Linked DNA regions of Mus musculus: region 1 is linked to region 2. A link is a loop called in an ENCODE intact Hi-C map of the cell type or tissue named here. Cell type or tissue: heart. All regions are shown on one strand. Links, peaks and the distances in the headings refer to the core of each region. The heading gives the core; the rest is flanking DNA.

What was found. Peaks named below come from ENCODE experiments on the same cell type or tissue, not always from the same donor. Only the 100,000 strongest peaks of a DNase experiment are listed, where the experiment ranks them.
Region 1: a loop joins it to region 2, with 6 times the contacts of the local background. A loop is called at or near these places in 4 of 42 quality-filtered maps.

The regions. Positions count from the first base shown.
Region 1 is chr17:86,795,991-86,812,867 of GRCm38, forward strand. Epas1 (endothelial PAS domain protein 1) reads left to right here. Exons shown (of 16, transcript NM_010137.3): 2 at 1,126-1,316; 3 at 9,203-9,354; 4 at 9,767-9,851; 5 at 13,368-13,486; 6 at 13,594-13,799. Among named protein-coding and RNA genes, the nearest start is that of Epas1, 51 kb to the left of the region's middle. In heart, for the core only: CTCF peaks have their summits at 6,140, 6,911 (motif pointing left) and 7,856 (motif pointing left); DNase peaks (open chromatin) are centred at 4,761, 6,081, 6,761, 7,331 and 1 weaker place; H3K27ac peaks cover 3,005 bases.
Region 2 is chr17:86,703,615-86,716,742 of GRCm38, forward strand. No RefSeq gene overlaps it. Among named protein-coding and RNA genes, the nearest start is that of Gm52297, 41 kb to the left of the region's middle. In heart, for the core only: no CTCF peak of the experiment used is centred there; DNase peaks (open chromatin) are centred at 6,407, 8,437 and 10,197; H3K27ac peaks cover 905 bases.

The DNA of each region.
Region 1 (16,877 bases), core at 3,540-11,539, 91 kb after region 2:
TTCACCTACCAGCTGGCAGTCACGGGTGAATTACTTAGCCTCCGTGGGCCTGTTTTCTTATCTGTATATTGGAGATGCTAACAGCAGCTACTCTCACAACAATTTGTGAAATTTAAAGATGCTAACACTGTACTGTCTGAAAGAGTAGCTGAACTGTATCAAAAAACCTGTCACCATGACGCTGTGACCATCGTAAAAATGTTTGCTACTTAACTGCACTCCCTGTGTAGCACACAGGAAGTGCTGTGTGGGACCTGCACAGTGTTTTGAGGACATGATTGCCCTCTGTTGCGGATAGGTTGTCTTTTCATGGACAGATTGTTGCTAATGTTTCTTTATAGTGGAATGTGCCCAGGACTAAAAGTTTCACATAAATAAATGGTCACAGTATGTCCTCACAGTTACTGGTTACTGATGCGACACTTAGGCAGCTTCATGGTAGAATCTGACGAGTTAGCAGGCAGATACTCTGACTTTTAAACTTACCCGTGTTAGTACGTGATATGGACTTTGTACGAAGACCGTGTTTCTTTAGGATCTCTGGAAAGAGGCAGGTTTGGGTGTCAGTTTGTCCTTTCCTTCCCATTCTGCAACAAAGAAGAGTCAGTCTGGCACCTCAGGCTGGCAAGGATGGCACCCACTGCAGCTACCACCCTTGGAGGTCTTTGCTTCTGGATTGCAAATGGAGGCGTGTTGTCCGCCTCATGTTCTCTTGGCCTTTACTGATGTCTCCAGACTCTAACCTGTCGTCTCTCAGATCAGAAACAGGGTCTTAGGTAAGCCAGGGCTGGTCTGACCGTAGCTTCTTCGCCCTTCTCTTTCCATTGGTGCCCTTTGACCCTGTCCTCAAACTTTGTTCATTAGTTTAATTAAATCTTTGCTAACGCTACCCACGTGAAGCCCAGTTCTGGCTCCTGCAAGAATACAGAAGAAAGCAATTTGAGAAGACACCAATGCGCAAAAGCAGAGTCAATACCAAAAGGTGGCTTGCTCATAGCTCCCCTGGGCTGAGCCAGATGGGTTCAGTGGGAGAATTGACTCACTGTGGGGGTGAGTGGGTCACTACCGAGAGTGTGAATGGATGACGTCCACATTCCAGGACTAACCCCTCGTTTCTTCATGTAGGAGCAGCTCAGAGCTGAGGAAGGAGAAATCCCGTGATGCCGCGAGGTGCCGGCGCAGCAAGGAGACGGAGGTCTTCTATGAGTTGGCTCATGAGTTGCCCCTGCCTCACAGTGTGAGCTCCCACCTGGACAAAGCCTCCATCATGCGCCTGGCCATCAGCTTCCTTCGGACACATAAGCTCCTGTCCTCAGGTAAGGCTTGACAGGTCCTGCCCCAAGCTGGCATCTACCTAGGCCTCGCTCCAAGACACATCTACAAATATCCACTCACAGAAGCTGGCACATGGCCTTTAGTGTTACATTTATTTAGTTGCGTGTGAGGGTATGCATGTGGGTCAGAGGACAGCCTTTGGGAGTCCATTCTGTTCTCTTCTTCCATCATCTGGGATCTGGGACTTGAACTTGGGTCCTCAGGCTTAGCAGCAAATGCCTCTAGCCACTGGACCTTCTTGCTGGCCCTGTTCCTTCATTTTAGCATCTCCCCTCTGGCAATGATCTTCTCATGAGTTCACCCAGGGAAGAGACCAAGGACAGACTCAAGTGAGAGTGTGAGGTGCTCCCAGAGAGTGTGAGGTGCTCCCAGAGAGTGTGAGGTGCTCCAAGGGGTTGGAGAGCCGAGAGCAGCTTCTCCTGGAAGCCCATCCAGTACCTCTGGACCTCTGGCGAGAGTCCCGCTCCACACTGTGTTGACTCTGCAGGAAGCCTTTTATCCTTGTCTTCCAGCTACATCTCTAGGACATCAGAAATGGTGATGTCCCTTGTGATCTATCTCTCAGAACCTTGGTTTCCTTGCCTACAAACTGGAATTAGCCAGGCATACTGCCTGGGAGGATAGGGGTAGGAAATGGGGGGGGGGGATTATTAGGGCACTATAGGAATGAGTGGAGACAGCGGCTCAGCTGTATTCGTTCTTGCTGGGCTAGCCCCCGCCATAGAGGACAGCCTCGGGCACCTCTCCCTGCTCAGCCGATGCGTTCTTCTTTCCCGCATATCTCTTCACCAACAAACAGTTCATAACGAATGCTTTCTTTCCTTTGTCAGAGTTACATCCCTCAAAAATCATTTCCTGTTAGGCCTCACCAGGAAGAGGCAGCCTGGGGTTTCCACTTTCACATCCTATGTGCAGTCTTGTCAGACTTATCAGTTCTGTAAGGAAACTGGGCAGCATATAGCTGCCAGGCTGGCACTACAGCAGGGCAGTGTCCGAGGCATGAGCAAGGGAGGCAGGCAGGCAAGGGGGAAAGAGATCCCGTGGCTCATTTTGAGTTTTCCTGAGTGAGTGTGTCACTCTGGAGATGACTCCTTACATGGCTATTCTGGGAAAGAGCCCCCTGCACAGAGGGGTCCAGAATGAGGCGGGGAAGCCAGACTAGCCTGTGCTATTCTGGGCCCCTGTGCACAGGAAGGATATATGGGAAAGACCTTCGGAGGTTAGAATGGCTGCTCATCCCATCGTCCTCCTCTAACCCCCAGGCTGGAGGCTAAGCCTGGGCTGCAAGGCTGAGGTGACCGTGCTGTTACAGAAATGAGCAGAGAGTGGAGAAAGCAAGGGCGGAGCCGCTGCACACACAGCAGGGCAACAGCAATTACTCAGATTTAGACGGTGAAAATGGTTGAGGGAAGCTCAGGCTAAGGACTTGTAAAGCCTGGACTGCTAAATAAAAAGGCAGACTCGGAGGTGTCTCACCCATGCCCCATGCATGCCTTCATTTTACAGAGGATTGTCCTCTTGGAGAAATGAGGACGACAGTTCGGTGATTTGTAGGATTTTGCAAAGCCTGTCAGGCAAAAAAAAAAAAAAAAAAAAAAAAAAAAAAAAAGAAATGTAGATAAGGGGCAGGGAGCCAATGTCCAAGTGAAGCAGCTAGAGCCTGACCAGGACTAGCCAGGAGCAGTGGGTGGCCAGGAGGTTCTGAGAGCTGTGTCTTGCTGCCGTAGCAGGGACACATTGTCTGTGCTCGCCCACACAGAAGCCTGTGTGTCTTCCTCGATGGGTCGAGGTTGATTTGCAGAGGGCTTGGCTAGGGTTGGATCTTCCGAGCTTATCTGCCCTCATGTGTCCTGGTGCAACCCCTCCCGCACTCCACGTACTACACAAAGCCACAGATACAAGAGCAGACACCACACGGAGCAGACATCTCAGGAGCTCTGAGCCTTGAGAACAAGGACTGCCTACTCTCTAGACAGCATAAGCACGGACAGACCAGAACCCTTGGCGCGTCAGCTATGGGGCTCCCAGGCCTGAAGAAAGAAAAGTTAGAGATTGATAAACAAGTTTTGGTCATCTGGTCCTGGTGACCTTAAAGAAGTGCTCCTGAGTCCAGCCACGGAAGGAGATGTGGCTTAGTTCTCCTTCTCTGCCATTTCTCCAGGCTCCTACCAGGCACTCTCGGGACTGGTTATTTCCAGAAATGGAATGTAAAATGAGCCTTTTCCTCCCCACCCACCCTTTGTTTTAGTGTGTGCATGCGTGCTCTGGAGAGGTTAGGGAAGAGCGTCGAAGTCTTGCTTAAAGACTTCAACCTCCCTTCTTTTAGACAGGACCTCTCGCTCGACTCGAAGCTCACGATTTTAGCTAGGTTGGCTGGCTGGCAAACTCACAGGATCCTGACTGTGCAGGTCAACATTGGGGTTCCGGGCACACACAGCCAACCTGTCAATGCCGAGGACTCGAACTCACATCTTCATGCCTGGGCAGCCAGTGCTCTTATGCACTTAGCCACCCAAGTGGCTCATTGTTTTAAATTTTCACCTATTATATGCATGTGTTTGTGGAGGGGAGGAAAGGACAACTTTTGGGAGTTGATTCTCCCTCCCCACCATGGATAGGGTTCCAACCAAGTTGTCAGGTCTGAATAGAAGGCCTTTTTACCTGCTAAGCCATCGTTTCAACCCTGAACCATAGGTCTTTATGTTTTGTTTTTGTTGGTTAGTTGGTTTGGGGGTTGTGTTTGTTTGTTTGTTTGTTTGTTGTTTGTTTTTTGAGACAGGGTTTCTCTGTATAGCCCTGGCTGTCCTGGAACTCACTCTGTAGACCAGGCTGGCCTCGAACTCAGAAATCTGCCTGTCTCTGCCTCGCAAGTGCTGTGGGTTTTTTGTTTGTTTGTTTGTTTGTTTGTTTTATGTGACAAAAAGTTTAGAGGATCTTTGAGCAGATATCCTCCTGCACTTTGCTTATTGGTGTTGCTGCCATCTCTCTCAGAAACATTGTACACAGCTCTATCTCATTGGACCGCAGAGTCCATGAAACATTGTTGGATGATATGAAAGTCTAGCCTGTTGTACAAGTTATAGCTTTGAAGTAAGTCTAACAAAAGAAACGATGTAAGAGAAAAATCAGAGCGAACTCTAATGTCTTTGGACCCACCTTTTAGCAGTTACGTGTTACAGTGTTACAACATATACTTTCCCAACTCAAAACAAACTACAGACTCATTACTTAGGCAAGTGGAGTTTTGTATACCTCAGAGTTCAAACGCCTAAAAAATACCAGGCTTAGCGTTAGGGCCAGTTTCTTCTTTACTTAGCAGCACACTTCCTTTGATTTTCACAGTAGGCTGCAGTGTGTGGGAATGTTGGGGAGGAAGCCTCCGCGCTGAGAACTCCAGGCTGAGTCGGGCCACAGTTGAGATTCATATCACAGGAAACAAACCGAAACAATAGCTTTACGATACTTGCTTCCACACTGGCCCAGGAGGACAGAACACACTGTGGCGGGAACATGGGTGGAAATATCACTTGATTGTCTTAAATCCAGATGAACCCTGCGCTCTGGGGCTGAAGTGGAGTCGCTTCTGCGTCCCAAGAGCTTTAGACCGCAGTAAATGTATAGAATGTGCATTCGCCCCAATTCTGATTTGAGGCTTCCCAGACTCATATGTAAAAAAATCAAATTCTCATTACTGCAGAGTTGGAGATCAGCACAAAGCCAGGTTTCTAGACATAAATGTCAAGTTTATTTTTGATTATTTTGATTTGAATTTGTTTATGTTTTATTCCTGGCATTTGCCTAGTGAAGTCACACAGTCTGCTCAGGATATGATTCTCCGATCCCTGAGACATTAAAATCCAGGACATGGTTTTAAAGCTTTCACCATGACTTCTCAGGAAAAGTGGGACAAAGGGGACAGAATTACAGCAGCAGATGTGATTTCTGTGCCCTCCTATGCCTTGTGGTAAGACCTGTTTTCCCTGGTTTTCAGCCCAATTGTTTTACTGTCCCACCTCCCCCGGCCCCACCTATACTCAAAATCAAGGCCTTTTCTGTCCTGTTTGGAAGGAGGCCAGTAAGATGATTCATGCCAGGATGTTACTGGCTGAGAGCAGCCAGCGGTCCCTTCAAGAAAGTCTAACCTTGCTTATAGCATTCTCTTAAAGCAAAGAGTCTGGCCAGTCAGCGACAGTCACTGACTGTAGCGCCCCATAGCATTTTATGAAGGCTAGCGCAGCAAGCAAGGGTGGGGGAGCAGGTGTGAAAAGAACAAAATAAAAATCTCCAATGCTGGACTTGTGGGGCACACCAGGAGAGCAGCAGCAAGGCCAGCTGAGATCTATCACTCTGCAGAAAGTGTGAGATAGCCCCAGCCTGCTCACAGTGCGGCATAAGGCACAGTAAGTGGCCCACACTCTTTATGTTTGCCGTCAGTATGCCCGGAAGACGCGTGCACAGCCTTTGAAAGGAAAGACCCTGCGGAGATAACTAAGTAGCAAGCACCAGGGAAGTAGGAAACCTGTATCGGAGCTTGTTAGGAACAAGGAGTTTCTTGAAGATGGAAACATCTAGAAGGATCATCCGGGTGAAGTAAGAAAGCAGCAGCCTTACGGCTGGCACAGCCAGGCCTCAAAGACCCAGTTAGAAGCCACCTGCTCTGCCACCTGCTAGTTCACACAAGGCAAGTGGCTCTACCATACTGGTGTGCCACCCAACATGGGCGGTGCTGCCTAAAGGAAATGAGCAGTGCTCCGGAAAAGGCCCTCCACAGCCTTCTCAGCGGCACATATCCTGGCGGTGGGAGCCATCAAAGCCTGTTTACTGGGGCTATTTTTAGCATTAAAGAATTTCGTGGTCCTTCTCAAAGGAGACAGTTCGTCTATACCAGTTCTTTGAGATTCGAACCCTGACAGATTCTGGGAAGCAAATGGCCAGGATGTAGAACCTGAGCTATTTAGACCACCCAGCCCAGTTCCTTAGCAAGCACCTACTTTATTTTGTACCAATGGTTTGCTCTCCGTTGTTATCAGCATCCCCAGGAGGGGCTTAGGCTCTTCGACAGATGTCTTCCTGGCAGTTTGTTGGTTCCTGAATTGCACCCTTCCTTGCAGTATCCCCAGCTCTCCCTGAGACAGGACTGAGTGTGTAATGAGTGCTGTGAGCCAGGGAAGCCATGGAGGAAAAGCCTTAGTAACTGCAGGGAGGGAGGGAGGTCTGGTGTGCGCAGCCGCCAGGCATAGCAGTTTTTAGCAGAATTGTGACAGGAGGCTCAGGGCTCTGGGTGCAGCAGGGGGATGTCTGCCTCCCTCTTGGCTGGGAGTGACCTAGCCAAGTTCCTTCAGAGACTCCCAGGAGGACAAGCAGGTGCTAAAAGAGCAAATAGTTCCACTGAAGGAAGGGGCCACACCCAAGCTGGGCTGCTCTAGGGTCGCAGGGAAGGGGTGGGGGAGGGTGCTATTGGCCATTGTGACTTCAGTCTCAAGATGTTCCATGTCTGTGGCCCCAGACACCCTTCTCCCTCCTCTCTAAAGGGCAGTCCACCTGCCACTGTAGCCAATTTCGCCACCTCCTGGAAGTAAGCGTGCTGGACAGTTCGGAAAGGCCGCTTGGCTGTGCCGGGCCTGTTAAAAACAGGAAACTTTAAGCAGAACTATTTTCTCTGGGTCTAGTTAACCCCGATAGGTTGTCTTGGGATTACTCCAGATTTTGAAGTCAGTGTTGCCACTGAGATCAAAGAAGCTGAAGTGAAAATAAATTCTCAGTAGGCCTCAGCACTAGCCTCTGTCTGTCTGGAGAAAGTAGCCACCTCGCCCTATAACCCAAATGCAGCTGAAACCTTCTCCGGGCATGTTTCCGGGGTCAGGCACCCTTTGCCCAGACTGGCTGGTTTTCCTGACGTGGGGGATAGTCTTCAGCACGTGGTCTCTGGAGCGACAGCTTTGACACCCTCTGAACACTTTTTGTTGATGTTGTTGTTGTTGTTAAAGGAAGAAAAGGCACTTTTTCAGCTTCCCTGAATTAGGAAGGAAGCCTGGGAGGAGGTAGAACCTTCCAGCACCACCCTGGGTGGGGTGCGGCCTCCTCGTACTAGCCAGGTCTTGGGCTCTGAGCTCAGCTTAAATTTTCAGCAGAGGGTTCCACGTTTTTATTTTACTTTGCACAAATCCCGCAAGTTGCATAGCAGTCCTGGGCCCGCCAGAGGTCCTGGCCCACCCACTCAGCCTTGGCTAGACTTGAACTCACTATGTAGACCAAGATGGCCTGGAATTCACAGAGATCTACCTGCCTCTGCCTCCTGATAGCTGGGATTAAAGACCTGCTCTAACACACCTGGTTAAATCCAGATTTCTAAAGCACACACATATTTGACATTAAATAATGAACAAGAAGAGGGCATAGCCTGTGGTCTGAGGATAACAGCCAGGAGCCGGAACAAGAGCTGAGCTTAGATTGCAGAGGTGGACTTGGTAGTCCAGGACACACAGAGTGCATGGTTGGGGGTAGAGTTCCCCCACAACGCCCCCTAGTGTCTGCCTCTTGTCCCTCACGGCTTTGTGCCTCTAAGTTCCATTCTCTTTCGACTATTCTATGTGCTATCTATCCCCGGACTTATGTCCCCAAAGTGGTGCTCTGAGAAGCCACCTCTCTGCCCCTTGACTGGAAGAGAAGCTTTGGGACACTGGGCTCCCTTATTGTCCCAGTCTCTGATATTGGGCCATGGATCTTCTGCCTCTAGCTGGCCTCTTGTCTGTCCTGGGAGGAAGGCTGTCTGTGTGTCCTGCAGTGGTGGCCCAATCCTGTCCAGTTGCCTGACAGACCTCTCTTTCCATACTCATGTGAACTCACATTCCAGGTGAATTAGCAAATTGCTCTTTCTAACTCTATGAAGAATGGAGCTGGAATTTTGCTGGGGATTGTGTTGAATCTGTAGAATGCTTTCGGCAAGATGGCCATTCTCACTATCTTAATCCTGCCAATCCATGAGTGTGGGAGATATTTCATGTTTCCTCTCCATCCTATGTCTTCTTTTTTAGAGTCATCTCTCCTCTGACTGCTGGAGCTTGTGCTCTCTGTACCCCTTCTTTGGTACCCCATGGTAATGTGCGTGAGGGCTTATTTAGCTTTGTGAGGTTGTGAGCCACGAACTCGCCACCTTGGCTCTGATTTGAGATAGTAATGGTGTCTTAGAGGAGGGAGCAGATGAGGTAGAGCTTGTAGTCGTTGATATCACTTTAAGCAGTTAATTTACTTAACCTTACAATTCATGAAGATGGGAATCGCTATCCTGGTTTGCTGGTGGAGGACTCCAGCGTTCAATCGTTACCCAAAGTCATAAGCAAGTGGGAAGCAGATGTAGGAATAGATACAACATTTGACTCCGAAGCTTGTGAGGTGGTTGAACGTGGCCCTGCACTTAGCTCCTGGGGCTTCCTAACATTCTAGACATCATAGCCTTTGGAAAAATGGCTTGACTCAGAAGTCTTGCACTATAAAATGAGACTGCAAATGGTACATGCCTTGTGCGTTATTGAAAAGCCAATGTAGAGTGTTTAATGCTGGGTCTGTCTGTGGTTGATGTTCCACTTACGTTAGCAGCTAAAATAACTGCTGCTGCTGCTGCGAGGTCTAGCATTCTATCTGTAGCCTCTACCCCCAGCCTTCCTATTGGTACAGCAAATTCTGCTACCACAGAAACCACGCTGTCCCACAGTCATTGTCAATGTGGCCTGGGTGTTCCACCAGGCATGTGGCAAATGTTAGATGGTTGGTAGTGTGCCTTTCCCTGTGCCCTGGAGCCATGCCTGTCCCCTCGGTCATGTCTGTTTTAACACTCGTGCCCCTGTTGTTCATTCCCCTCTCTCTCCAGTCTGCTCTGAAAATGAATCTGAAGCTGAGGCCGACCAGCAAATGGATAACTTGTACCTGAAAGCCTTGGAGGGTTTCATTGCTGTGGTGACCCAAGACGGTGACATGATCTTTCTGTCGGAAAACATCAGCAAGTTCATGGGACTTACTCAGGTGACACCCTCTGCCTCGTTCAGTAGGAAAAACATGTCTTTATTTGGGGATAGACACTAACGGGGGGTCCTAGGCATAGTCTTACTTGACTTTTCCTTATGCATTCCCATATGATGATGACAGTCCTTAGGACTTCCCAATGTCATGGGGCTTGACATTCCTTGTGGCTGCCCTGACAGGTCTCTTCTAGCTAGATTAACTTGGCAAAAGTATAAATCAAGCCCTTGTTGCCATCAACATTGCTCTGATACGTCTGTAAGTCCATAGACCCAATATTGACTGGAGACTATTGATAACCACTCAGTTCATCCCCCTGCCTGTCTCTGAATGCAGACATTATCCTAGCTTCCTCTTGGAGTCCGAATGACTTCATCACTAGGAGTAACAGCATCTGGCCTTGCTTTTGAAACAGGTAGAACTAACAGGACACAGCATCTTTGACTTCACTCATCCTTGCGACCATGAGGAGATCCGTGAGAACCTGACTCTCAAAAACGGTAAAGTGTTCTTCTTTGTTTGCATTCTTCTCATGACCCCCAAAGCCTGCACAAATAGCCCAAATGGATTATGTTCCATAGATACAGTTGGACTAGCTTCTGGGTGAGTATGCAGCTGTTGAGATGAGGCCCAGCACATAGAATAGCTCCTAATGGCCCATCCATGATGCCTGATGTCACACTACGAGGTCAGGGTGCCATCTCTAGGACATTTCATCATCACCTGAGATCAATCATCTCCGCCAAGCGACACCACCCAAACCAATAGCTTCATCTATGCCTGATTATTTATGGGAGCTACAGGTGCCTTTTGTCGTGTATCAAGCCACCCAACACACAGGCTTAAGCAATCTCCCACATTTCTGGGGATTCTGTGGGCAGGTCTCTAGCTCAATGTGACATCAGCTGGATTGCAGCCATCAGGGGCTAAACTAGGTTGAAGTGATTAAGATGGCTCACCTGGTGTGCTGCTGGGACAGTGACCACAGCTCTCAGTCTATGGAGCCTCCCGGTAGCCTTCTTCATATGAAGACTCCAGAGCAACCATCTTGTATGACAGCTCAGGCCATGCATCTTCCTTCTCCCCTGTAAAGTGCAGCTGCAGAAGCCTACAGACCATCCTAGGCCCTAGCCCTGAAATAGGCATGTCACCACTTCTAACCCTATTCGGCTGGCGAGGGAAAGGTTCAGGCTTGCCCTGTGTCTCAGGTCCGTGTCAAGAGGCATGGCCCTTAGGATTACCACTGAAGAGCAGCTATGACGGGAATGTGGAGATTTTCAGAAGAACTAAAACTTTGGTGCTGGAGAGCTGGCTCTGTGGTTAAGAATACTGGCTATTCTTCTGAGGACCTAAGTTGACCTCCCAGGTTCTTTGACTGGTGGTAGGTCACAACTCCAGCTTCAGGGAGATCCAGGGTCCTCCCCTAACCTCTGCAGGTATCTGCACAAATATGCCCATAAACACAAAGGTACAAACTTCAGCAAATCTTTCCAAACCACACGAAAGGAGCCATCGCTGTAGGCAGCAGTGGCTTCCAATGACTGGTGAGATCCTCTTGAACTTGAGAATCTATCACCAGTCTGGACAGACTGCCCACATCAACATCTTGTAAATCTGTCACCTGTCACTACTATGGGGTGTGTGCTCATCCAACCTGAATAGCAAAGGCAGTGATGCCACGCCTGCGAGGCGTGTTCTCGTTGCCTTGTGTGCTGCAAAAGGGGAGGCTTTGTTGGCTCACCTCTCCTGTTGGTACAGAGTACTGTAATCCACACTCAGACTTACAAAGCTTTGTAAAATTATAACCACCTCCCTTTCCAATGCTGCCCCAGCCTCTCATCTGCATTGCTGCTTCCTATCCAAAGACCTTGGTCAACTGGCTTCCAGAGTACATAGGCTGGGGACCACCATGAGTTTATTTGTCTTGCCTGTGGTGCCAAGAAACCCTAGGCTAAGCCACCCAACACATAGAATGATTGGTTCTTGATGGTGAAGGGGCTATTGATCACAGACCTGCGCCACCATACTTGGCTTTCAGAAGCACTTCCTAAATCGGTGTCTCTCGTTGCTTCTCTTCTAGAGAACACTGCTCCCTGGGTTCTTTGTCTCAACTCAACTGCTGACCAAAACCTTTGTTTGAGCATCTGTGAGCTGAACTAAGAATCTCACTCCTGTGCTGTTCAAAGTCTTTCTTTTCAAATCGATGGCAAAAGATGAGGCCAAATCTAGGATCTTTTTGCTTTTAGGTTTCTCTGACTCATAGCTGAGTGTCCTCCACTTATCTGAGGAAAACTCAGGTCTTTAGATTCATGAATGGGGATTTGAGATCAAGCAGACTCAGCCAATCAGCAAGTCCTTGCTGAAGGTTTCAGGCTGCATAGACTCATGGTCTAAAAGCAAGGGGTCCGTGTGGATTCCTGGAAGAAGAAAAGGTTGGGAGACGGGCTGTGGAATGCTTTGATGGTGAGTGGAAAGCCTCAAACTGGGTCCTGCAAACAGTCAAAGGCTGTTGAAGATGTTTAAGCTGAGGTGATACTATCAGATGTCAGAATGGGGAGACTCCAGTGATTAGCAAGTTAGGAGCCCACAATTACAACCCAGACTATTAATCACAAATGAATATTGAGCTCCCTCATTCCTAAATCCTGGGGGGGGCTCTCTCAGTACAGTTATAACTCATCATATACAAACTCCACCTAATAACTAAAATTATAAGAAGCCTAATTATGGGAGAGACAGTTTATAAGAACAACATTCAAGCTGTCACTTAATGGGTTCTGCAGAAGATGTTTAAATCCAGTTCAAGGATGCCAGTTCTTTTGATACACAGCTGTTTTAGACTGTGTCGGTCAAATCAATGTTCCTTAGAGGTGTGGGTGCAGAGGTTGGCAGCTTCTCTTAGAGCAGTGTGACTACTTGTTGGAAAGTTCTGAATTGCTCTGTGATGCTGGGCCTGTGGAGGCCAAGGATGAAGATGGCGGTGTAGCCACAGTTTAGACACCGTTGGACTCATGTTTTCTGTTCTGCATAACAAGAAGCAGAAAACCTGGACAGGCTTTGGAGATTTGTACTAAAGGAAAGAAGCCGTATGTTCCTTGTCTCGGTGATTTATTTAATCCTAAATGAAAGGTCATCTAATTGATCTTTATCAAGAACATCGTTAAGATAGACTTGTCTACCCAGTTCCAGTTAAAAACAAGGGGTGTGTGTGTGTGTGTGTGTGTGTGTGTGTGTGTGAGTGTGTATGTGTGAGTGTGTGAGTGTGTGTGTGTGTTCATTCCCCTCCCCTCCCCTCCTTGACATGTGTCACCTTAGGAGGAAACTGATGAATGGTACATTATCCAAAGCATAGTCATTCGAGGATTCAGGTAGGATATTGGTTGCTCACATTCCTGAGAGACAGGCTAGCGAGAGCAGAGAGGAGTGTCCAAGGATAATTCTAACTAGACAGACTTATGTCCTTGGAGCAACCATGGTCACTCTCAGGTTTCCTGCTAGAGACCCAAGGCCTGACTGGGGAGAGACATCTAAAACTGTGGTGTAGCCTCACAGCTCTCAGGTGACAAACAGGTACAGTGTGTAGCAAACATGGCACAGCTCCTGCCTTCCAGGCCTTCCTGCTCCTGGGAATGCAGTCACACAGGAGCTTCTACTCAGCCATCCTCCAAGAAATCTAACTTCTGCAGGGGAGCAGCTTTCTCCCAGGAGTCCCTCCACTGTGAGTCTCCACCAACCTGGTGTTAGCTCATAGTCCCTGGGTGGGACTGGCCATCACTAGAAGTTTTGTAAAAAACCTTCCTTGACATATTTCTGTCCTCTAGTTCTGACCACAATTGAGCCAGGACTCAAGGCACAGCAACAAAGGGACACCATTAGTATTTAAGCCATGAGGGCCTCTCTGCCCATGGCAGGCTACACGCACTCTACTACAAACCACAGGAGACACAAATACAAGTTGCCCAGAAACATTGTAATTTGGATTAATTTAACTGGCTCCCACGCCCTTCCCCACTCAGGCTCTGGTTTTGGGAAGAAGAGCAAAGACGTGTCCACCGAGCGTGACTTCTTCATGAGGATGAAGTGCACGGTCACCAACAGAGGCCGGACTGTCAACCTCAAGTCGGCCACCTGGAAGGTAGGATTCGTGGAGTCTCAAGAAAGAGCCAGGAGCAGGAGGTGCCTGAGGCCTCTCCCTCTTCTCGGCCGTCTCGGCCTTGTCTTACTTCTGTGCTTTGACCCCAGGTCCTGCACTGCACCGGGCAAGTGAGAGTCTACAACAACTGCCCCCCTCACAGTAGCCTCTGTGGCTCCAAGGAGCCCCTGCTGTCCTGCCTTATCATCATGTGTGAGCCAATCCAGCACCCATCCCACATGGACATCCCCCTGGACAGCAAGACTTTCCTGAGCCGCCACAGCATGGACATGAAGTTCACCTACTGTGACGACAGGTGGGGTGTTGGGACAGGGTGGGTCTTACCAGTGTGCATCTGTGAGAGTGTGACAGCGCAGGGACGGGACTAGGACATGGTGTGGGACTGCTGGCTGCAAGTTTGTAGAAGGTAGCCTCCTTCCATGTGAAGACTTTAAAATGAAGAGAGCTAGGTTAGACTCTAACCCTCAGTTCCAAAGCAACTGGACGTTCTCTTGGGAGTGGGGGGCACAGAAACAATAAAGACTGTGGACTTGGACTAGAGAACCTAGCAGAGTCATCTGTGGTCAGTGTAGGCTGCTGTTCTTACCTTCATTAAAGGGGAGACCACAGAGGGTGCACAGGAAGGCATGCTGTGTGGTTGTCAGTACATGCAAGGTTTGTATAGACTACACCACAGTTCCTATCCACTTGTGCTGCTGCTGTTGGGATGGAGATGTGGAGGACAACGGTGAGAACGAGTTGTGATGTGCAGTGGCTTGCACCAGGGTGAGGGAAGCCAGGTGAGAGGCTGCACTGGGCGTGCATGCCTAGCCTGAGTGAAAGGCATCACTCACTGTGCCTGACTACTTCACCCATCGTAAGCTCAGCTCTGCCGTGTCTCTCTGAGCAGAAGATAGATCGGAGGTACGCCCTCTGCAGTTTTCAGAGAGACCCCGAAAGTCCCGGTGCCAGATCCATGACACCGGCTTTGAGGTGCAGTGGCACTTGGGATGCTTGTGCAGAAACCCAGGAGTGGTCAGGGATGTGGGTGACAGGAGGGAGTTGCTCTGAAGCAGGAAAACCAAACCCTCACCTGCCATCTCCTGAAAGCAGAAAAGAGACTGTAAAAAGGAGCTGGCAGGTGAGGGAACTATCTCCCAGAAAGGTTCATTTGCTGTTAATTTCCATTCATTATTGTGGTTTGAGTGGGTTTCAGGTAAAAGGGCTAGCCTTGGGTTAAGGGCAGAAGGGGACAGTCACAAGAAATGGGCAGCCTAAAGGGACAAAGATGCCATGTGCACGCACACAGAGGTACCATGGTGACGTCCTTAGGTTGGCTCAGTACGGCGGGTGGGGTGGGGTTCATACTCACAGGAAGGATCCTGGGATTTAGAGATGTGGCTCGTCGTGCACAGGGAGATGCCGCTTAGGGTGGCTTAGGACACACAGTATTTTCAGCATACTCTTGCCTTCCAAGGAAGCTGATTGCATGGCCGGCCCAACGTGAATTCTGTTCTGCTAGGGAGCCGACTGCAGAGGGATGCAAACACAGAGTGCCCCACGGAGCGTTTAACCGATTAGCAGATTAGTTAACCAGGGTACAGATAGGACAGTTAGTGAAGGGGCTATTTTAAGTGTTTAATCCCTTGGTGTTATTTCTCGATTGCTTTGGGTTGGGGGAGAGGCTTGTTCTGTTTGCATGTGTTGAGATGTGGAGCAGTGTGTGTGTGTGTGTGTGTGTGTGTGTGTGTGTGTAAGAGGGGAAGGGAGAGAGAGAGAGAGAGAGAGAGAGAGAGAGAGAGAGAATACATACACTAACATGACCTTCTGAGAGATGTGCTCTAAATCCAGAGCCTACATGTGAGAGCCAGTGTAGAGCAGGGCTCCCCCATTTTACTCAGTGAATTATTTGGTTTGGTGACATCTGACACAAAGGGGATTGTGTCCCCTAACAGAAGCAGGGAAAGAATCTGAAGAGAGGAATTTTGAGTCCACAATCAGATTTGAGCGAGTTTGATACTTTCCTCTGATTATGCTTGTATGTGTGTGATATGTTTCTATATATGAATATATGTATATATGTATATGTATTTGATTATTAATTATGAGTCAGTGAATACTTTAAACCCTCCAATAGTGTCTGTCATTTTCATATATGTATAGGGCACAGTTATGGCTTAGACAGTATTGCTTATCTGAAAATCTTGGAACTAAACTCGTTTCTCATTTTCGAGTTTGGGGGAAATTTTGCGTAAACTGTCCTCAAGTGAATCTAGAAATTCAACATCCAAACTGCTCTAGAATCTGAAGTTTTTAAGTGTAATGTAGGCACACTTTGGGCATCAGATTTTCAGATGAAGAGTGCCCGCCTGTGGACTGCTGTGGCTCTGGCAACAGGAGTCTTCACTTGCTTGGCCAGGCAAAAGAAAAATCTCGTCTTCCTCTAGCCCCCACCCTCTCAAGGCTGGCCCATGATTTGCAGCAATCCTCCTGCCCCAGCATCCTGAGTGCTGAGGATGTCTTTATTGTCCGAGTAATTAATGTCCTCCTCTGCTGTGCACTCAAACATAAAAGTTGCAGTCTGTCTGTTTCCTAACATTCTTAGGGACTAATCCATGAGCTGTCACTGGGGAACAGCTGCCATAAACTGTTGTGTCACGGGGGAAAGAAACAAGTCCTGGTGCCTGAGGGTTTGGGCTTGAGATCCGAGCAGCTTAGTGAAACCACAGGGAATTTGTAGGACAGAACAGAACGTGCCATTCATCCTGGAGGAAGACCCAAGCCATTCTGAAATCCTTTAAAAGGGTTGGGTTTTTAAATTCACGTGAGATGCCATCTAGTGGCCAAATAGAATAACTGTGAAGGAAGCCAACTCATCAAGATGAGGTTTTCTTAGAAAAATCACATGTAATCTCAGTGTGATTTTGTGAGTCTTCTGTAACTTTGAAAGATGTATGAAAATTATAGTAAGCATTTAAAACTCATAAGTAAAACCATTTAAAGAATAAACCACACAAAAAGAATTTGAGAGCACCATGTTCCATCAAAACAATACAGGACATAGCCAAGAGTTAGGTTTGTAAGTTAGGAAGACTTGTGTATAATGCTCCTGCAGAGACCCCACCCCATACACATAATTACAGCTACCTGTAGCTCTACTTACAGGGACTTGGGCCTCTGGCCTCTGAGGGCACACGTACACGGGCACAAACACGTGCGCCTATATGCATACATGCACACACGTGTTATCACGCACACGTACTTAAATCTTTGGGGAAAAAGATGTATGGTGGATTCATTCAAAGAACTTAGGAACAGTAAGACAGCTTGAGTGAGAGAAGGCTTGAGGGCCATGGAAAGAATGTCCGTGAAGTCCTGGGCTGCTGAGATGGCT
Region 2 (13,128 bases), core at 4,511-12,510:
CATGAACCACCATCTCTCCTGGATGAACTTTTCTTTTTCTTTTTTGCTGGATTCTTTCACGTTGCTTCCTTACTTTGGTTTTATCAGTGTTATATTTACCTGTTCTTTTGGCTGAATGTTGGTAGCGCCCCGGAGATGTGTGTGACTGATTATCTATTCTCTTGATAGACTTTGTGTCGCTGGCAGCTGGGACTCTTACAGACACAGACACATCTTTGTGGACACACATGGTTTCGTTTCTCTTGGGTGAAGACTTAACAGCAGAGTGGCTGAGTTATATAGCAAGGTAGATTCAACCTTCTGAGACCCTGACGAACCGTTTTTCGAATTAATTGTTCTGTTGTGTGGTTCTTCCAGGAGCCTATAAACCTACTTGTTTCACCTCCCCACCAACACTCGACACAATCCGTTTTTAATTTTAGCACACTAAATTTAGTATGAATTTTTAGTGTGACTTTAATTTGCTTTTCACTAATGAATAATGACTTTAATTTCTTCTCATGTGCTTTTTGGGCAGCCACATACTATCTTTGGTATGTTTGGTAATGTTGTCTGTTGACACTTTTTTTTTGGCCCATTTTCAATTATAGTTTTTTTTTTAATTATTGTTTTTATTTTATTTGCTCTCTCCTCTCTCTCTCTTTTTCTCTGTCTCTGTCTCGCTCTCTCTCTCTCTGTGGCTCTCTCTGTCTCTCTGACTCTCTGTCTCTCTGTCTCTGTCTCTGTCAGTCTCTATCTCTCTCTCTCTCTCTCTGTCTCTCTCTGTCTCTCTCTGTGGGTATGTGTGTGTGTGTGTGTGTGTGTGTGTGTGTGTGTGTGTGTGTGTGTGTATTTAAAGTGTGAGCATAGAAGTCAGAGGACAATTTTGAGAAATCAGTTCTCTCCTTCCATGCCCTGGGTATTGAATTCTGGTCAACAGGCTTGGTGGCAAGCACAGTTTCCTGCTGACCCAGCCTGATATTGCTTTAATTTAGAAGTCACACTGGAAAGAATTGCTATCTTTATGATAGTCATAGTCCCTGATTCTATTTATGATATCAAAATACAAATGCAGTAGCATTCTCATTCTTTAGGGTCTTTTCTTGGTTTTATTCTTGGAGATGCATATTCATTAATAATATGTAAATGAGATATCTTCTGTTGTATTTTCCAGTTATTTGCTTGGTATAAGAATCATCACTTGAGCTGGGCAGGGTGGTGCATACCTTTAATCCCAAGGAAGCAGAGGCAGCGAAATCTCTGTGAGTACAGGGCCAGCCTGGTCTACATAGTGAGTTTCAGTATAGTCAAGGCTGTATAGAAAGACCTTGTCTTAAAAGACAAACAACACAGAAAGAAACAAATAAAACAAACACCACTGGTTTTTGCTTATTAATTTTATAACTGGGCTCCTTGGTGATTTCTCCAGGCTTGTAGAATATTTTGTATTTGATCATTTACAATTCCCCCATATCCTAGATGGATTTGATTTTCTTTTCTGCCCGAGTCTGTTCTATCTGAGGCTGCTCCTTCAATTTGTTCAGAAAATTTATCTATTATTTCACAAGTTTCCTTTTTTCTTTTTTCCAGTTTGACCTCTCTTCTGCTAACTCCAGGTATCCAGATATTTAGCACTGACTAACATAAAATCCTAATTTACTATCCTTCCTTCCTTCTTCCGCCCGGGTCTTTCTCAGTTTCCTCTTCTATGATCCCTACTAGCTCTCCAGCTGCTGTGAGTGTGACAGAAACAGCACAAGCATCTAACTCACACTTTTCTTGGTTCTCCTTCTGTGAGATTCTCCAGCAGCTTCCCATCTGAGCCAGGGCTCCTTTGTTTTTGATGGAGGAGGATGTTGGCTGCGGTGTCAGGAAGTAACAGTGCTGTAAGGAAGCCAGACCATAGACCTTGCAGGTTCCAAAAAACTCAAGCTATGGGAATGAATAAACCTTAAGGTGGGCAGAGCAAGCCTTGGGCACCTGAAAACCCCAATTGCCACCCAAGGACAATTTAGTCTTTATTCACAGCATAAGGAATACCTAGAACCCTGAATATTTGTTATTTATTCGTTTGTTTGTTTGTTTTGTTTATATAGAGCCTTGAGCATGGAGACAAGGTGCTCTAACACTGAGTCACATCCCCAGCCTTCTTCCCTTTATATTTTGAGACAGGATCTTACTGAATGGCCCAGGTTGGTCTTGAACTCACCCTGCAGTGCAGCATGGGAAGGTTTTGAATTCACTCTTCTCTAGGATGAAGGGACTGTCCCACCAGGCTGAGCTTGCCATGTTATATTCAAATTCTCATTAAAAAACGTTTCATTTCTAATTTATTTTTGCTATCAGAGGAAGAAATTAGCATAGTAGTAATAAGTATATAATACCAAATCCAATCTGGAGGATGGTCATCTCTGTTTCAACACAGCTCTAAGATATTTTGTGCCCAGGACGAGTAAAACACTGTAGCACTAACCATACAATGTAGTCAGCCACTGCTTCCTCTGTGACACAGCTGTCACCTTGGGTCTGATATTCTTTCTACCCTCGATACCCCAGAGAGGGAGGGGGAGGGGAGGGGGAGTGGGAGGGGGAGGGAGAGGGGGAGAGGGAGAGGGACTTTCACCTGAGAAGGAAATGCCTCAGCCTTCGAAGCTGGGAGGAGATGGAGGAACGCAAGGCAGCTGGCCGGTTCCCATTTTACCTGCACTGGTCTAACCTCACCTCTGATACACAGTGACTATGAGGTCAAACTCCATTTAATCCAAGAAAATGGTGCTGAAGCGATCAGGGCTGGGAGCTGGAGTGGCTTAGTTGCAGCAGGTACTCATTGTATCCCAGGTAAGTCAGTCACCCTATCAGCTGGCCTGGGGCAGGTTCAGGCTTGTGTTCTTCATGGTCACCCTGGTCAGTCTTGGGAGAAAAAGGCTAGAAAGATACAAACCACACCTTGTAATTCCCCTGTCTCACCAGCCTTCAACCTCCCCAGGAAGTTTCCAGACTCTTCCCCTTGCTCCGTTAGGGGAGAGGACTGTGCAGGGTGATCTTTGGCCCATCCTATGGGGAAGTTCCTAAAGAAGCAGCAACTGAAATATTGGCTAATGGTGATGTAGGATCTGGCCTCCTAGGGAAGTGGGCAGGGTGTTGTCATGTGTCTCCTGTCACCTAGCTGCCCATCTTACTCTGCAGACTTGCTTCTGTGGCCTTTTCTATCTGTCTGAGTTTCTTTCACATAGTTCCAGCCTGAAGCTGGTGGGTTCATAAACCTTGGAGTAGACATAGGGACAGGCAGGAAGCCTTATTAAGCTTAGAGTCTGTATCATACTGCAGCCCACCTTTTGCCTAAGGCCTCCATTTAGTGCAACTTTGATTTATGTTTGGCTCTTGTTCTAGGAGGCTGAAAGGAGACAGAAGTTATCAGCAGGACAGGAATCCACCCATCCAGGAATTCTGAGCCACGCCATCCATTGCCAGTTGCACGCCTTACCAAAAAATGTTTTCCAGACTTGTTCTCAACTGGCCCCTCCCCTGCCATTCCTTCTTCTTGCTCTGTCCCTGTAGCCTGCAGAGTTCCTAAATAATGCTCAGTCTTGTCTACCACATTTAGTATAATGCCTGACCCTTGGAACATACATACATGTACACACATGTACACACATGCACACACATACGCGTACACACATGGAAAAAGTTAAATGTACATTGTCACCTCCTTTCCTTGCGTGGAATACCGAAGCATGAAATCATTTTCCCAAAGTCACATGGCTCACACTAGTTCTATGATTGCCATCAGGCTGGTCTGAGTCCCAGGGCCTGCCTCACTGTAGAGGGCATGGCTTTCCTCGGCATGGCTCCACTTATACACAGAGAGGAAAACGTCACTTAACCAGAAAGCTCCTCTGGCAGCCTGTTCATCCCCATCCCTGCTTATCTGCTGTTTATTTTTCTTGCTGGTGGCAGGACTGTGGACATAGTTCTTACTAAACGAAGCATGAGATTAAATTATTTCTTTAAAGCCTATTACCTGTCCATTTCCCCAGGGCAGTTCTTTATTAAGTAATTTCTCACATTTTCCAGTGAATCAGTGATGGGTGGTGAGCCAGGGAAGACGGCGATGGCTGACTTGGTCACTGGAAGGGAGAACGTCTTCTGAGCTGAGTATGAAGACCCTCTTCTCCAGAGAGCTCTCGGGAGCACCACAATGCCCTTGTTAGGAGTGTGCCCTTCTGAGCTACTCCTTTGAGAATCCTGTCTTTCCCTGACTGTTCTTTGCTGGGATGGAATCCTCAGAGCTCTGGGTGGGAAGGCAAAAGGTTTAGCAAAGAGGGTGAGGTACAGGCAATCCTAGGCTGGGCTGCATCTGGGCCCCTGAGAAAGAGAAAAGTTTCCTAAGGGGATTGGAATCTGAGAGGGTGGCAAGGCTAACAGAGCTGAGAACTAACTAACATGGCCTTGGTCCCATGGCCATCGATGTTGAGAAGCCCAGAGTAAACCACTGAGAAGAACATGTAAAGAAAAAGACATCACAAGCCTTGGGCCCGAGACACTAGGCTGAGTGTTACCCGGCTCCCAGATCTTGACTGTCCTTTATATACTGCAGTGACTCTCTCAGCCCCTTGAAGCCTAGAGTAGACTTCTTGCCTGGTCAAAGTGTCCTGATGATGCTCTCCTGAGAGATTCTCCGAGAAGCTCTGCCTTATGTCCATGTGGATACCACATGTGGATGACTTCATCCTGAACTCAGGGTAGACAAAATATCTTCTGATAGTAGCTCAGGATTCACAGCCTTCTGGCCACAGGTAGTCTGCTGTAATTGTGATTATAGGTCTTGGGTCTGGATACCTGCATCCTAATTCCAGCTTCCTGTCTACCTTTGGCTGGGTTTCCAACATCTGTGACCTCAACTCTAAAATAAAGAACATCATGAAAACCATGCCCAACTCCTTTCCACTGCAGAGTCGAAATCTGAATGGAATTGGGCTGGGAAGGGCATGGAGTGCCCCTGAGGAATAAACAGTAGGACCTATGTGGATGCTGCTCAGAGACTGCGAAGAGACGGCTGTGAGATTCCAGGGCACGCACAGGTTTTAGAAGAGGTGTCTTTCTTGGATTTAGCCTACTTGTCATTTGAGAGGACGATGCAGGAGGTTCACGATTTTAGGATCAGGCTGAGCTACACTTCGAGTGAGACTCCGATTTGAGAAAACCAAAGTACTGTTTGCTCAATAGAAAAGATTGTCCTAGGTCAGCCATACAGCTTGTGTGAAGCCCAAGTGGCTACTGTGCTCAAACCCTGGGACGTTCCTTAGGGCTTCCCATCGGTGCTCTGGGATACTTAACCCAGCCACAGACAGGAAAGCAAGTCCAAGCTAGCAAGAGAGCAGATGTGGGATCTCTGCCCTCGGGACGCTGCTTGGGTAGTGTACTGGATCACTGGCTGCTCTCTCAGCCTCCTTTGGAGCTTTCACTTCTCAGTCTTTGAGTATTGGAGGACGGCAGGGTTTAAGCTTCAGCTCTTTAGCTTCTCTGTCCATGCTCACTCTCTGTCTGGTTGACCACATCCAGTCCCAGGTTTAGCTATGTTGAGGCTGCTGACCCCAAAATGTATGCATCAGTCCAGGCCTTTCTCCTGAATGCTATTCTTAACTCAAGTCTTGCTTGGAATGTCCACTACTGGATAGCATTTCCAACCATGTGTGTGTGTGTGTGTGTGTGTGTGTGTGTGTGTGTGTGTGTCCACTTATTCCCTGTTCTGTTCTCTCTAGTAGTTCTACGTTTTAGCAACCTTTCCAATAACTTAAGGCAAAGACTGTAGCCATTCTTATTGTCTCTTGTAGTCATCATTAAGGCCTTTAATTCACCACCACCCACATTAATCCATCAGTGACTTTCTCAACTCATACAGCTCCCCTCTCCAGCAAGTTTGACTGGCACTGCACTCTGCATTCTTTCCCTATGGGTCATTTTCCCTATATTTGCCCTCAAACAAACAAAAACAACACACCCAAAGCGCTGAAGCTCAGAATTGGACCAGTGGCCTCTGTGTTTCTATCCCCTTCCATTTCAGAGTTTTCCTGCCTTCTCATTGTAGCATATCCTTTCACATCAACAGGCAGACACAAAAACAAAACAAAGCAAACGAACAACCGTCACAGCACAGAGTCTTGGCGATTTGAACATCTTCTAGAGAACCAGACTTGTCTGCCCATCATGGCCACGCTGGCCACTGTGTCTCTTTCCCTGGATATGTTCAGAATCTATGCCTTCCTTGTACTGGGTCACCTGCTTGCCTGGCTCTCTGCAGGAAACTCCAGGTTAGAGGGTTTGAAGACGTTTGCAGCATAGATGTCTGCAGTAACTGGGAGCCTTACATCAGCCTTCCTGTGCTCACACCTCCCATCTGACCTATGGGTAGCTTTTGCCGTCACTGGTGACGTCTTCCTTTGTTAGAGTGGAAATACCCTAACTGCCTAATGCAGCGGTTCTCACCCGTCCTAATGCTGTGGCCCTTTGGTTGTTATGGTGTTCTGTTGTGGTGACCCTCAACCATAAAATAATTTTTGTTGCTACTTCGTATCTGTAATTTTGCTAACGTTATGAGTCACACTATGAATATCTGTGTTTTCTGGGGGCCTTAGGTGACCCCTGTGAAATGGTTGTTCAATTCTCAGAGGGGTCTCAAACCAAAGGTTGAGAACCACTGGCCTGATGCAATGTCTTTGGTGTCTAAACAAAATCCGGTTAGTTAGAACAAACAACATAAGGTTCCAGAGCCCACAGCAGTAGATGCAGCTCGGCAGGAGGAGGGCGACCCGGTTCCCTAATAGCTGAGAGGGACAGAGGAACCAACCGAGGTGTCTATGGCTAAGGGGATGAGCAAATACCTTGTCTCTATAGGTGTACCGTTCGTAGACAAAGAGTTTTTGCTGGCAGCTCAGCCTCTCCAGATGTGGACGTCAGTGCCTGTGAGGTTGTTTCCTGTTCTTCGTGTCTCTGTGTCCTTTAAAAAAAAACCAACCAAACAAACAAACCTTGTTCTGGAGTAAACCCAAATAACTCCTCTTTGGTTTGCAAACAGAAGGCACCAATCTCACACAGAGACTTCCACCCTTGGGCCCAAGTCTAAAATTTTTTGCCTACTTGCTTTCCTGACCAATTTCAACTTCTCCCAGGTTTCAGAGAATCAAAAACAACACATGAAAATGTTGTCTCCAAATCTTTGATGCTATAAATAACCTCGACGCTCACTTCCTCACGCCTGTTCCTGGCTGTGGCCTCTCCTTTCGAACACGTGTAAAGCGCAATTTTTTAATACTAGATTAGTTCTCAGAATAAATTAAAAAAATTCTTACTGTTAATTGTGTCTGAATATTTTTATTAGGAGAACTCTTTAAATTACACTTGACCCAGGCTATGAGATGGTTCAGTGGAGAAAGTGTACGTGCCACCAAGCCTAAGTACTTGAATTCAATCCCCAGGACTCAGAGAATTGACACCTGCTAGCTGTCTTCTGATTTCCACACACAACATGGCACAGACACCTCCCCCTCCACACACACACACAGGTAATCAGGTTTTTGTTATTGTTTTGGTTTTAGGTTTTAGAGACAGGGTTTCTCTGGGTATCCCTGGCCGTCCTAGAACTTCTATATCTTTGTAGTCCAGGCTGGTCTTGAACTCAGGGATCTACTTGCCTCTGGAATGCTGGGATTACAGCCATGTGCCACCACTGCCTGTCTTAGATAATCAGTTAAATCAGTCTTAAAACAGCAGAGAGGTGGTTGTAAGGCATAAATCCAGTTCCTCTCAGCCCTGGCTGGAATCTTGGGAGTGGCATACGAACATGTGAAGAAAGTATCTGGTTGAGGATTAAGCGTGCAACTAATTTGGAAGAGTTCTTGCCTAGTGTGTAGAAAGTCCTGAGTTTAATCTTCAGCATGGAATAAACCGGGTGTGGTATACCCCTGTAATCTCAGCCCTTGGGAGGTAGAAACAGGAGGCTCAGAAGTTCAGCATCCTTGGTTACATAGCAAGTTTGGGCCAGCCTGGGCCACATAAAACATGGTCTCAGAAATATTTTATCTGGTTCAACCCAAGGCCAATGATAACCAAATCTCTAAGGGTGGTGTTGGGCATCAATCTATTTTGTTAAAGTTTCCCAGCTCTTTCCAGTAGTGTTCAGAGAGTCTGTGTCCCTAAAATCCCTAAAATGATCCTTGCTAACTTTGGGTACTATTAAAAGTCATTTCCCCCAAGAGTCAGAATCCAAGAGTCCAAGGAATGATTGTCATTCTTGGGAGTGTGACTGCCTCTCACCTTATCAGTTCATTGTCTGCAAAGATACACACTAAGCTCTCTGAAGTATAAATTACTGATAACCCTTACAATGAGACACCCTAGTACTGAGCAGGAGGGACCTAGGGGCCTTCTGCATCCGTGTGTCCCTCCCCCGCACCCCACATCCCATGATAGCCAGCTGTTTCCTTTAACGCTGGTCAGATTCCTACAAGGTCCTCTCATAAAGACAGAGAGATACAGGGCCACAACAAGACCTGGGCTTCCGAGCAGGGCAGAGTGTCCCTTTAATTTGCTGCTGGGATTGGGCAGCATATGAGAGGAGGACCTTTGAAACATTTATCTGCTTGTTATTTATCTGGGCAGGGTGAGGAGAGGGGAGAGGCAGGAGAAGAGGTCCTGGGAAGGATGCCCAGAGCCAGAGGCAGTACAGGGAAATCCAGGCGAAGTTTGTTTGAGTAACTTTTACTGTACTCATTTTTATGATAAAAGCAGCAAGTGTTTGCTAGAGAAAAAAAACTTGAACTATACAAGAAAAGTGTAAAAAACAGAAAACAAACTGTGCTTTCACTAGCTGATATGGGCCTCCACGTCCCAATGTCAGTCTCCCGGTGTGCACACACACGTGCCCGCTATGAGTGTGCACCATGCTACACATCCTCTGCCTTTTCCACAAATAGTGTACAATAAACACACTCCATGGCACTTGAAGTTGGTTGGTTTGTGTGTTTGGTTTTGGTTTTATTTTGAGAGACAGCCTCTCTGTAGCCCGGGATGCTTGGCAACTCTATCTTCCAGGCTGGCCATGAACTCACAGAGATGTGCCTGCTTCTGGCCCTTCGGTGCTAGAATTATTTATATTTGTTATTTTTAAGTGTGTGTGGGCACATATCTGAGCACACTCACAAGCTCTCGAACACAAGAGTGGAGTGCCCACAGAACCTAGAAGAGGGGGTTAGATTTCCCTGGAGTGGTTGTAATACATGTGCCGCGGTCCTGGGAACGGAGCTGAGCTCCTCTGCAAGAGCAATGTGTGCTCAGAATCACAACTCCATGTTTCCCGACCCATCATAGATCTTCTAAGGCATGCGTTGCACCAGTTCCACAACAGTCTCTCATCTGTTAGCTCAGAATTTAGCTAATTCATTTTCTATCATTGGATATTTAGGGTGTTTCCAAGATTCCAGTTTTAGATGAAAGATAATAAGGCTGACATTTGTCCACAAATCTCATATTTGTAAATAAAATTTAGTTCATCCATAAAGTTGGCATAGCGCGAAGAAAGGTGGTCTTGGTTTTGTTTGTCTGCTTGCTTTTGAGGCTTTTAAGCATTAATGCAAAATTCATACAATGTAAAACTCATCATGTTACAATGTGTTCTTTGTGACATTTAGTGCAGTCACTGGGTTAAGACAATGATCACAGCCATTGAATTCTCGAAGGAACTCTACTCACAAAGCTGCAGGCCCCATCCCATCCTCCCCTCGAGCTGGGAATACTTTTCCTTTCTGAAATACATTCCTTGGAGAAACACCGGAAAATTTTATTTTGACTCCTTGATTTAGAGCTCTCTCCCTCTCTTTCTCTCTCTCTCTCTCTCTCTCTCTCTCTCTCTCTCTCTCTCTCTCTCTCTCTCTGTGTGTGTGTGTGTGTGTGTGTGTGTGTGTGTGTGTGTGTGTGTGTGTATTTGGATGGCAGGGTTTCTCTGTGTAGCCCTGGTTGTCCTGGAACTCATTTCAGAGATTTCTTGCTCTGACTCATTTCAGAGATTTCTTGCTCTGGGCCTGAGGAGAGAGAGGCAGAGTGTGTGGTAGAGCAGAACTCACCTCCTAGTGCTAGGAAAGCAGAGGAGAGTCCACAGCAAAGTCAAATTCCCAAGGACACGCCCACGGGATGGACACGCCCAGGGGACGTGCTACCCTCGACCAGGGCTCACTTCTGAGGCTTTCCATTCCATCCTAGGAATGCCACCCGATTACAGACGGAGAATGCATCGAGGGAGGAACCCACTGACAAGGTCACAGCCCTCAGGGTCTGATTACTTCCTGGAAACCATTTGGGGAGACACCCAAAGCAAAGCAGACCTTCTCTCAGCTCTTTAAATATTGGCTCAAAAACATTTACCACTCTAATACATGAGGGCTACATTTCCATGGCCAACACACAATTTATTTTTATTTTTCACAACTTTATTGTGGTCAGAAATTTCAAACCTAAGAAGGTTGGAAAAGGGGCTGGAGAGATGGCTCAGCAGTTAAGAGCACCGACTGCTCTTACAGAGGTCCTGAGTTCAATTCCCATGGTGGCTCACGACCATCTGTAATAGGATCCAATGCTTTCTTCTGGTGTGTCTGAAGACAGTGACAGTGTACTCATATAAATAAAAATAAATAAATAATATTAAAAAGAGAAGGCTGAAAAAAAAGAATCAGGTGAATGCCCTTACCCTCTTTACTTCACCCTCCTTCAGTGGTGGAACTTACAAATCTCTTATATAATTTTTCGCATATACATCTTCTCTTCTCCTTCTGTGTATTCATACTTTTTTTTGGTTAAATGGGTTGAAAATATCAAGACACCATGATCTTCCACTCACTTCTCAGAACAATTATATATCTTCCCAGGACTGTAATACTCTAACCAAGCTTGCAAATCTAGATGTGATATTCAATATTTATGTGTTCGAAAAATGCATGTCAATATGACAGATAAGTTAGATGTAACCATATCAAACTCAATCTCTCTCCCTCTCCCCCTCCCTTCCCCCCCCCCCCCCGGCTTGAAGTGTACCACCCTCGAGACTCACATCCTGACACACATCACCTGCACTCGTAGGCATGTGGTTGTGGGAATGTTCATAAACCTCTTCAGCATAAGATTCTTCCTGTGCAAACCTGAGCTTTTGATAATTTAAATTACAAAATGTAAACACTGCCTCTACAGCATGGGAAAATGTACAGCAAATCTAAGGTATTCGATTATTTACAATGGTTCAGCTAAAATGGACATTAGGAGACAACTTTAGATCGGTCCACTGTACAGATGAGAAAACTGAGGTCCAGCATGAGAAGTGGGGTCCTCCCACTGTAGCTGTATTTGAGCTCCTGTATTATTTTGCACGCCCATTGGAAGTGTACTAATATAATCCAAGGTGTCCAGCCTGTACACTTGCAATCCGGTGCACTCAGGTTAATGCCTAATTAGTGTGTCTGCATGTTTTGGATGGACAATTCTCTATTTCTCTGGCAAAGGCAGTCTTTACTTCCAGTGGACATAGATCCTAGTGCGCCCCCTCCCCCCGCAGAGACCAGCAGCAGGCACAGGCACCTGGCCTTGGGGACCAAGGCACCTGCTTGTTCTTACATTATTGTCACTTTTTGTATTCTCAAAACACCTTTGAGGGTGCCAAATAAACAAGAGGTGACAGCAGCAAACATCACTTCATAGCTGACTTCTTACTTTCAAAGGGAACTGGGTTGACTGTAGAGCTTGCCAGTGGGAACCCCCTTGACTTGGCCTCACCCACCAGCGAGTAAATGGATCGCACTGGTCTCCTGCAGTATTAATCTGAAGGACACCACATCATCACTGCAGAGTTTGTGCCAAAAATATCTGAAGAAGAATGCAGACTCCATCTTCTAAAACATTCTAAAAGGCAAAGAAGGTTGGTGACTTATGACCAGGCTGGCGTTGAACTCAAAGATCCACCAGCTTCTGCCTCTCGAGTGCTGGGATTGAAGGCATGCGCACCACCTAGCACGGTGTTGATAGTTTCAAACCATTTAACCAAAAAGGTAGTATGGGTGTTCGGGAATGTGGGGAGGGTGTGTGTGTATGTGTGTGTGTATGTGTATGTGTGTATGTGTGTGTGTATGTGTGTGTATGTGTGTGTATGTGTGTATGTGTGTGTATGTGTGTGTGTGTGTGTGTGTGTGTGTTTGTGTGTGTGTGTGTGTGTGTGTGTGTGTGAACTGCCAGTTACAGACGGCTGTAGTGTAGGAGGCAGGGATGGTCACTCTACTATTTTTCCAACTTTCCTAGGTTTGAAATGTTTGAGCATAGTGAAACCGTGAAAAGTAAAAGCAAGCTTCCCGTTGCCATGGAGATAGAGCACCTACATTTTGTAGTGTTTATTTTTTTTTTTTGACTTGGTATTTAAATGTTGGAAAACTTACACTTAGACACATAATTCTCAAGTTTATGAAGACAACTACCAGACCAGGCCACACAACACCCCACACTTTTGGACAGGGTGGCCTCTGGGGCTGCTGTGTCAATTCTGTCTACTTTAAAGAATCCCTATACTTCCCTGCATGTCCCCAGGGTGCCTGTCCCCAGGGTGCCTGTCCCCAGGGTGCCTGCCTAGGTCCTCTAACCCTGAGTGTGAGACCAACTAACCAGGAAAGCCTTGCCCCAGAGGATTGTTGTTGTTTTTTTCTCTCTCACTTCAAACTCCATATGGGGAATCGAAGGTTCTAGATCAGAACCCCTCAGAAACAAACAGAGTAGGCTGGGTTATCTGTTCAGCCAACCAACCAGCATGTCTGAAAGATATGAGCACATTACTCCGTCCATAAGGACTGGACTGCCCCTCATCTTAGCCCTGCCTTGACCAGGCAGGATGCAGACTGTACGTACAGACACCTTTATGCTTTTTCCAGAGAAAGGTGTTTCCTAGGTCACATGTCATTCACAATAGACATCCACATCATGTTGTAGGAATCCTGACCACATCATTGTGTGGCCAACCATAATAACTATAAATAAATAGATACATGATATTTGCCTCAGAAGCCTATAAAATACTTGTGGCTAAGTCATGGTACTCATCACCTTGGCCAATCAATTACAAGTATG